2 separate regions of the Homo sapiens genome follow, and region 2 is linked to region 1. Evidence: chromatin contacts called from ENCODE Hi-C data. All regions are on one chromosome and are shown on one strand. Each heading gives the region's core, a stretch centred on a gene start or an enhancer-like site at or near the end of the contact. The rest is flanking DNA. Distances are from core to core; before and after follow the strand shown.

Region 1 (3,017 bases), core at 170-2,669:
ATCCTCTTGAACGCAGCAGCTTTCCTCTAACCCACGAAAATGGAAAAGCTCCTGTGCCATTCCCAAATACTTATTTAATCTGCATTCTGGGTGGCCCCTAGGGCAGGTGACGGGCATTCTCTACCGCAGGATGGTGCCCCACCTGGTCCTCCCCAGGCCCTGTGGCCATCCTGGCCACCTCCCTGTGGGCTCTCCCAGCCCTGCTGTTCAGCACTGTCCCTACCTCACAGAGGTAGGGACCTCTTTTTCTTACCTTCTTCCTTTTCTTACCTTCGTTCCTCCAATCCCTGACGGCCCCCAGACCTACTGTAGTTGTCTCTGTGTCTTCGGAGAGAAGACACCCCATTAATGTGCCATGAAACCAAATTTATTCCATTTAAAGGGCTGCCTTCATTCGGAGGCTTTGTCCATGTCTTGGTTTTAACCTCTCTTTTCTGAAATTACAGTAAAAATAAATAGGTGTGTGTTGCTTTAACTTTTCCCTTGGAGAAATCTGAAGCCCCCACCTTTTACTGTCATGGGAAACACCAGGGCCTGAGAAGAACTCCCACCTCGGGCGAGGATGCCGTTCCTGAGCCCCACGCGTGGCCTGGGCTTTCCTTTCCCTACTTCTCTCTTCCCCCGACTTCAGCAGATCCTGAGTCCCACAACTATTCTAGCATTAGCTTCTGCAAGCCCAGCTGGGCTGAGGTTTCTGCGGCTGCTTCCTCTTGGTCTCTCTGGAAAACTCCACTCATTCAGCACCCAAGCAAGAGGTCACCTGTCTGGAACGCACTCCCTCGGCAGCGCTGTGCCACCTCTTTCCACCCCATTTGAGTGGCCGGCACTTACCTGTGCTGTTTGTTACCTGACGTGTCCCTTCTCCCACCTACCAGGCAGTTGGTGCGGCGCTCCCAGCACACTCGGGCAATGAGTGGGCAGGCGCTCAGGTAACGTTTGTCGAATGAATGAATGAGCCACGTGCTCAGGAGGACCCTTTCCAGAGCCTCTGCTGGTTTGTTCTGCTCCGGGACTCTCCACCAGGGAGAAATCCGAGCTGGGGACCTCGCACCACCAGGCTCCGGCCTAAGCCCGCGCCTTGCAAGCCGCCCGTTTCCTACCTCCCGTAGAAACCCCCCGTCCGTCCCGCCCCCCTAAGGGCGCACCCCTCTCACGGCGTGAGCGCCAGCCCCGGGAGCTCCAGGAACTCAGGAGAACCCCGCGGGGGTGCCCGGGTGCGGAGCGCGGGGCTGGGCGCACTGGGACAGAGGAAGGGGAGCCCCGGCGACCGCGGGGTCGGGGCCCAGGGTCCGCGCCGAGGGCGGGCGCAGAGCCCGCGGCCGTCCCGCCTCCCGCCGGCGCTCCCGGCCTTTCCCATCCGGCCCGCGACGCTCCGCCCGCCCCGTCCCACATGACGCCGCCTCCGCCGCAAACTTTTTCCTCCCCATCCTGTCGCGGCTCGAAAGGAATGGAAAATGGCGGCCTAGACGCGGAGTTTCCTGCCCGACCCGCGGCGGCTCCGGCGGCGCCATGACGCGCTGGGTGCCCACCAAGCGCGAGGAGAAGTACGGCGTGGGTGAGCAGCGCCGCCGCCGCCGCGCCTCTCGCCCCAAGCCCAGGCTCCGGCGGGGCGGGTGTGCCGGGCGCCTGTTGCCGCCGCCCCGAGCGGCCGCCGGGCCGGGGAGAGGCGCTTCCGCCCGCGCCCGCGCCGCCGCCCCGCTCGCAATGCCCGGCGACCCCGGCCGCCCCGCGCCCCCGGCGGCGTCAGCTCCAGCCCCGGGGATGCGGGTCGGGAACACGAGGGGGTGGGGTGGGAATGGGGGCGGGCGCGTCCCTCCCTAGGGTGTCCCCTCCGACGCCCGCTCCTCTGGACCTCTGCCGTGGAGCCCCCCGGGCTACCCCCAACTCCCCGGCCCCGGCCGCTGCTATCTGCGCGGCTGGGCCCGTCAGGGAAGCCCAGGGGTCACTGTCTCGCGGCGGCTTCTGCTTCTTGGATGAACTTGCGTCCCGCGTCCGGGCTCTGGGTGGGCGGGCTCAGGTCGGCGCGGTCCCAGCGGATAATTCCGCCCTTTCCCGGCGGGGAGGAGGGGGCGCGACCTGGGTGGCCAGCGCCCCTTGCCCCTCGGCGGTCTCGCTGGGGACCGTGTGGGACCTTGGAGAGAAGGCGAGCGGCCGAGCGCCCCAGTGGCCCCAGGCCTGGAGACCCTTCCGGGAGAGCGGGGGCCTGTTTTTGCTCCGCGGCTCTTTGTCGCTTCCGAGGGGGGATGGAAGGAGTCGGGTTGCAAGTTTACATTTCGGACCCGAGTGCGCATTCCTGAGAGGGAGGCTTTCCCTTGCGGCTGAATAGACGGGCCCGTCCGCGTGGGACCCGCATCCTTGCGCCCCGGGGACCCGCAGCCGGTCGCCGAGGCCTGCGGACGCCCACCTCTTCGTGATCTGCGCGCCTGGTGTCGGGACTGGGCCGTGGCTACTCTCCTGCTCTCCCGGGTCCGGGATCTTCCCAGTTGGTTTTCGGGCTTGCTATTCCCCGTCCCACCATCCACAGACATCCTTGACCGCCTGCCTCATCCAGGCCACTCGACCCGACTGGGAAGACCTTTGGTGGTCTCGCCTCCCACAGCCCAGGCTGTGTCCTCCAAGGGCACCGTCTCAGCAGCAGCCCCGCGCCCATTCTGTGCCTGGCCCGTGCTGGACCTGCCCGACCCTCTGCTGGTGTGGTTCGAATCCTGGCTCTCTGACTTTTGGGAAGCGCCCTGGCAGCCCTTGTCCCCGGAGCGCTCTCCTTTCTGTGAACAGTTGCTTCTCTCTGCTGTCAATGACTTACAGTATGCCCTGACCACGGAGCCAGCTGGACAGTGGTCACGGGGACAGTCCTGGGACAGCCCTGGGTCCTACCGGGCCTGCACTTAGCTTGTTCCACATGCTGGGAGGCATAGGGGGCCTCCTTGCTTCAGGACCATTATGACTGAGCTTCCTCCCCATCTCCCCATTTTGCAGATGAGGAAACTGAGGCCCAGACACATTCACAAAAGTGCAGG
Region 2 (3,061 bases), core at 230-2,729, 490 kb after region 1:
CTGTTGGACGGTGCTGCTCTGAGTCAAAGACTTTGCTCTTGTTGAGCGCCAAGAACATCGTCAGACCAGCACTGCCGCCCACATGCGGCTGGGAAGCGGAAGCTGCCCACTGTCCTGTGGGGCCTCACAGGCAGTAGAATTGCCTGCCTGCCTGTTGGTATCTACTCCTTAGACTACAGGAATATTTAAACAGCGAAAATATTTCTGAAAGAGTTACAAAATGGGGACTCAAGTCTGGAAAGAATAAAATGTATGTCGAAATGGCAAGGAAAAAAGCATGATCACAAGCACCAAGATATGATGTTTTTTTCCTGTGACTCAATTTCATTTCTGTAGTGGTGAAACAGCTGTCAAGACTACGGCAGTTACCAGCGGGAACCTGGAGGGAAGGGTGACTTGGGAGTTCTCACATGGCCCTTAAGGAAATACAGATGAGGCAAATAGGAGAGAGGTAGAAACAGGCAGCTGCCAAGATAAGGTGTAAGAAATCAAGAAAAAGCAGCATCTTCTTGTTGGAGCAAGACAGAGTTTTCCGATACCTATTTTATTATTAAAATTTAGAATTATGCGCCTCGGTGATGTTGTTTTCATTTGTGCTTTGGATAAATCCCATTATAATCTCATTTTTCATTTCCCGGGCTTAGCAAGGATAAGTCACGTTTGCTCCTCAGGATCTGTCTATGCACGTGCCTTAGGGAATAGCGAGCCTTCCCCGCTGACAGACTGGCTCTAAGATCTGCACCATCTTGACCCACTTCTACCTGGGCCACTTCTGAACAACTCGGGCCTCTGGGCAGAAGCCCTGCTGCTAGATCCAGTTCACTTTGTGTCTCCTTGTAAGCTCTCGGTCCCTCTCACCTGGGTCTGTCTGAGATCCCTACCCACTCTCCTCCCCAAGGCCCCATGCCTGTCTCCACCCTTCCGCTCCTGCAGATAGATAGCAGTCTGGTTTCTAATAAAGTGGCCTCTGGATCACAGCGTGAACTGCTTCAAAGATGCCCAAACCTCAGGGATTCTCCCATCTCCTCTGCAGGCGATCCAGGCCTCTCACCTGGCATGAGGCCCCTTAGAGTAGGAATCGAGCCTCCAGATGTACCCTCTCATCACCCACAGCATCTGGCCTTCTGAACATGCCCTCTGTTCCCCAAGCCCTTGCACCTTCCCATGGTCTGCCCCGGCGTGGACCGGCTGCTTCTTGCTGCTGTCTCGTGTGACGGCTGCCATGACAGCTGCCTTCCTGCCTTCTGGGCATATTTCACTGCTCTCAAACTTTCGTGGCTTTTGGAGTTCACCGGCGAATCTTGTTAAAATCCAGATTTTGATTCAGCTGGTCTGGGGTGGGCCTCGAGGCTCTGCATTTCTGAGAAGCTCCCAGGTGATGTCCCAGCTGCTCCAGGGACCATCCCTGAGTCCCCAGGGCCTGTGCTGACTTAAGCTCCTGAGAGCAGAGGCAGTGGCTGTGGCTGCCACCTCTGGATCTCCCTCTGAGGGAGCTGTGCCGTGGCCTGGGCTCCACTCCATTTTTTTAAATAGCTTTTTAAGAGTGGTTTTAGGCTCACAGCAACATGGAACAGTGAGTACAGCCAGGTCCCAGACACCCCCTGCCCACACACATACACAGGCACGGGGCTTTCAGGGTGGTCATTTGTTAGTGAGTTGAGCACATTCTGGCCAGCACTTGAGCAAACAGCACACAATCAAGAAGGTGGCCGTCACCCAGACTTTCCACAAAGTTCCTTATTTGGGGCATATTTTGTTTGTTAACGGATCTTGCATCCTGACTCAGACTGAGCCCCTGGGAGAGCGAAAGGCCATGCCTCCCACCTCCCCACCCCCAGCGCCGGGTCGGGGGCAGATCCCACCCCACTCTGCCACGTGCCGCATCACAGTTGGGTTTTGTCAGTGTGCTCCTTTCCCAAGGCTAACACTAACTTGACTTTAGCACGACATTCACTGCAAAGGTTATGGATCAGACGGAGACAAATTCTTGCAAGAGCAGGGCTGGATTTTCCTGTCTAGAATCTTGTATGTTAAAAATAACAATCTTCCGTCCAAATGACTACAGCAGTTTATTAAGTGACCGAACGGGCAGACAAGCATGCAGGGAGGGCCGTCAGCATCCACAGAACTTACCGACCTGACTGAGAGCGCCACGTGCACCAGGCTCACGTCCTGAGCGTGTGCCCACAGCCCTTGGAGTGTTTACAAGAATTTCCTTGGTTCGATCTTACATGTATTTCATTTTAGGGGAAACAACGCAATTCCAGTTTTACAAATGTATTGGGGTAAGGAGACTTAAGACCTCAGTTAAGCTTGGAGACCAGTGATTACCGGGGCTTGCAAGATGATAAAATGGAAGCCAGGTGGGACGTCAGTCTGGCAAAACCATGACCCGGCTACAGCTCCACTGATCCAGCCTGTCTCCTCGTGGCCCATTTCCATATGCAATTAAGGAAATCTTCATTACGTACTTACTCTGTGGGAAGGATATACACCCTAGAGCTCATTCACTGTTTGAAATGTCTACAGCTTCCTACGGGAAATAGGGGCTTCCAGAATCCAGGACAAGCTTGCCTCTGGACAAGGCTGAGCAGGCTGTTAAGGGAGCAGGGGTCCCCATCCCAGGCCCCCTGCGATGGCATCTCTCTGTGCTCCCCGGGAGAGTGGGCGGGGGCAGGGAGAGACGGGAATCGGGTGATATTAAAGTTTCTCTGCCTTTGTGCTTGGAAACCAGCAAGGCAAAATGGATTTGCTGCTGTTTTATATTGGACACGGGCTTTTGAATGATGTTCTGTTATCTTTCTGTATTTCTTCCCCACGGAATCATTCTTCTGTTTTTGCCTTTCCACCGTTTTTTAAAGTTTTGAATGTCTTTCAGCCTAGCTCTTGGTTTCTTAATCTTTTTCTTTCTCTCTGCAAAATGTCATTTCCATCTGTTTCCATTTTCATTCTTTTACGTTTCCTCCTTCCCGAGCTAATAATGACTCCTTGCTCTTTTTCCATTCCATTCTTGCCGCCCGCCTGAGTGTGCCCCAAAAGCCTTCTGTTTGGTTTTATCATG

Evidence for each region. A loop is a pair of places that touch in the nucleus more often than their neighbours do. Pooled maps may share reads with other maps.
Region 2: a loop to region 1 is called in a map of tibial artery, with 3 times the contacts of the local background. The contact joins the enhancer-like site here to the promoter of DOCK1 in region 1. A Hi-C loop is called at or near these places in 3 of 168 maps with a recorded cell type or tissue (IMR-90, ascending aorta and tibial artery) and 5 of 50 pooled maps.

What each region holds. Positions count from the first base shown.
Region 1 is chr10:126,904,009-126,907,025 of GRCh38, forward strand. It overlaps DOCK1 (dedicator of cytokinesis 1), which reads left to right and starts at 1,420. Exons shown (of 52, transcript NM_001290223.2): 1 at 1,420-1,555. The coding sequence starts at 1,510. LOC105378550 (a long non-coding RNA gene) reads right to left here and starts at 1,370. Exons shown (of 2, transcript XR_946449.3): 1 at 552-1,370; 2 at 1-434. It overlaps LOC124900289 (a long non-coding RNA gene), which reads left to right and starts at 1,723. Exons shown (of 2, transcript XR_007062336.1): 1 at 1,723-3,017. RefSeq lists an enhancer at 2,441-3,017.
Region 2 is chr10:127,390,917-127,393,977 of GRCh38, forward strand. All of the region lies in intron 38 of DOCK1 (dedicator of cytokinesis 1), which reads left to right. The region is part of intron 1 of LOC105378551 (a long non-coding RNA gene); the gene reads right to left. Among named protein-coding and RNA genes, the nearest start is that of NPS, 160 kb to the right of the region's middle. RefSeq lists an enhancer at 893-1,394. Within about 2 kb of position 1,480, at least 5 of the 41 ENCODE cell types and tissues checked have a DNase peak (open chromatin) inside an H3K27ac peak, as active enhancers do; they include ascending aorta and tibial artery, where a contact is called at or near this core.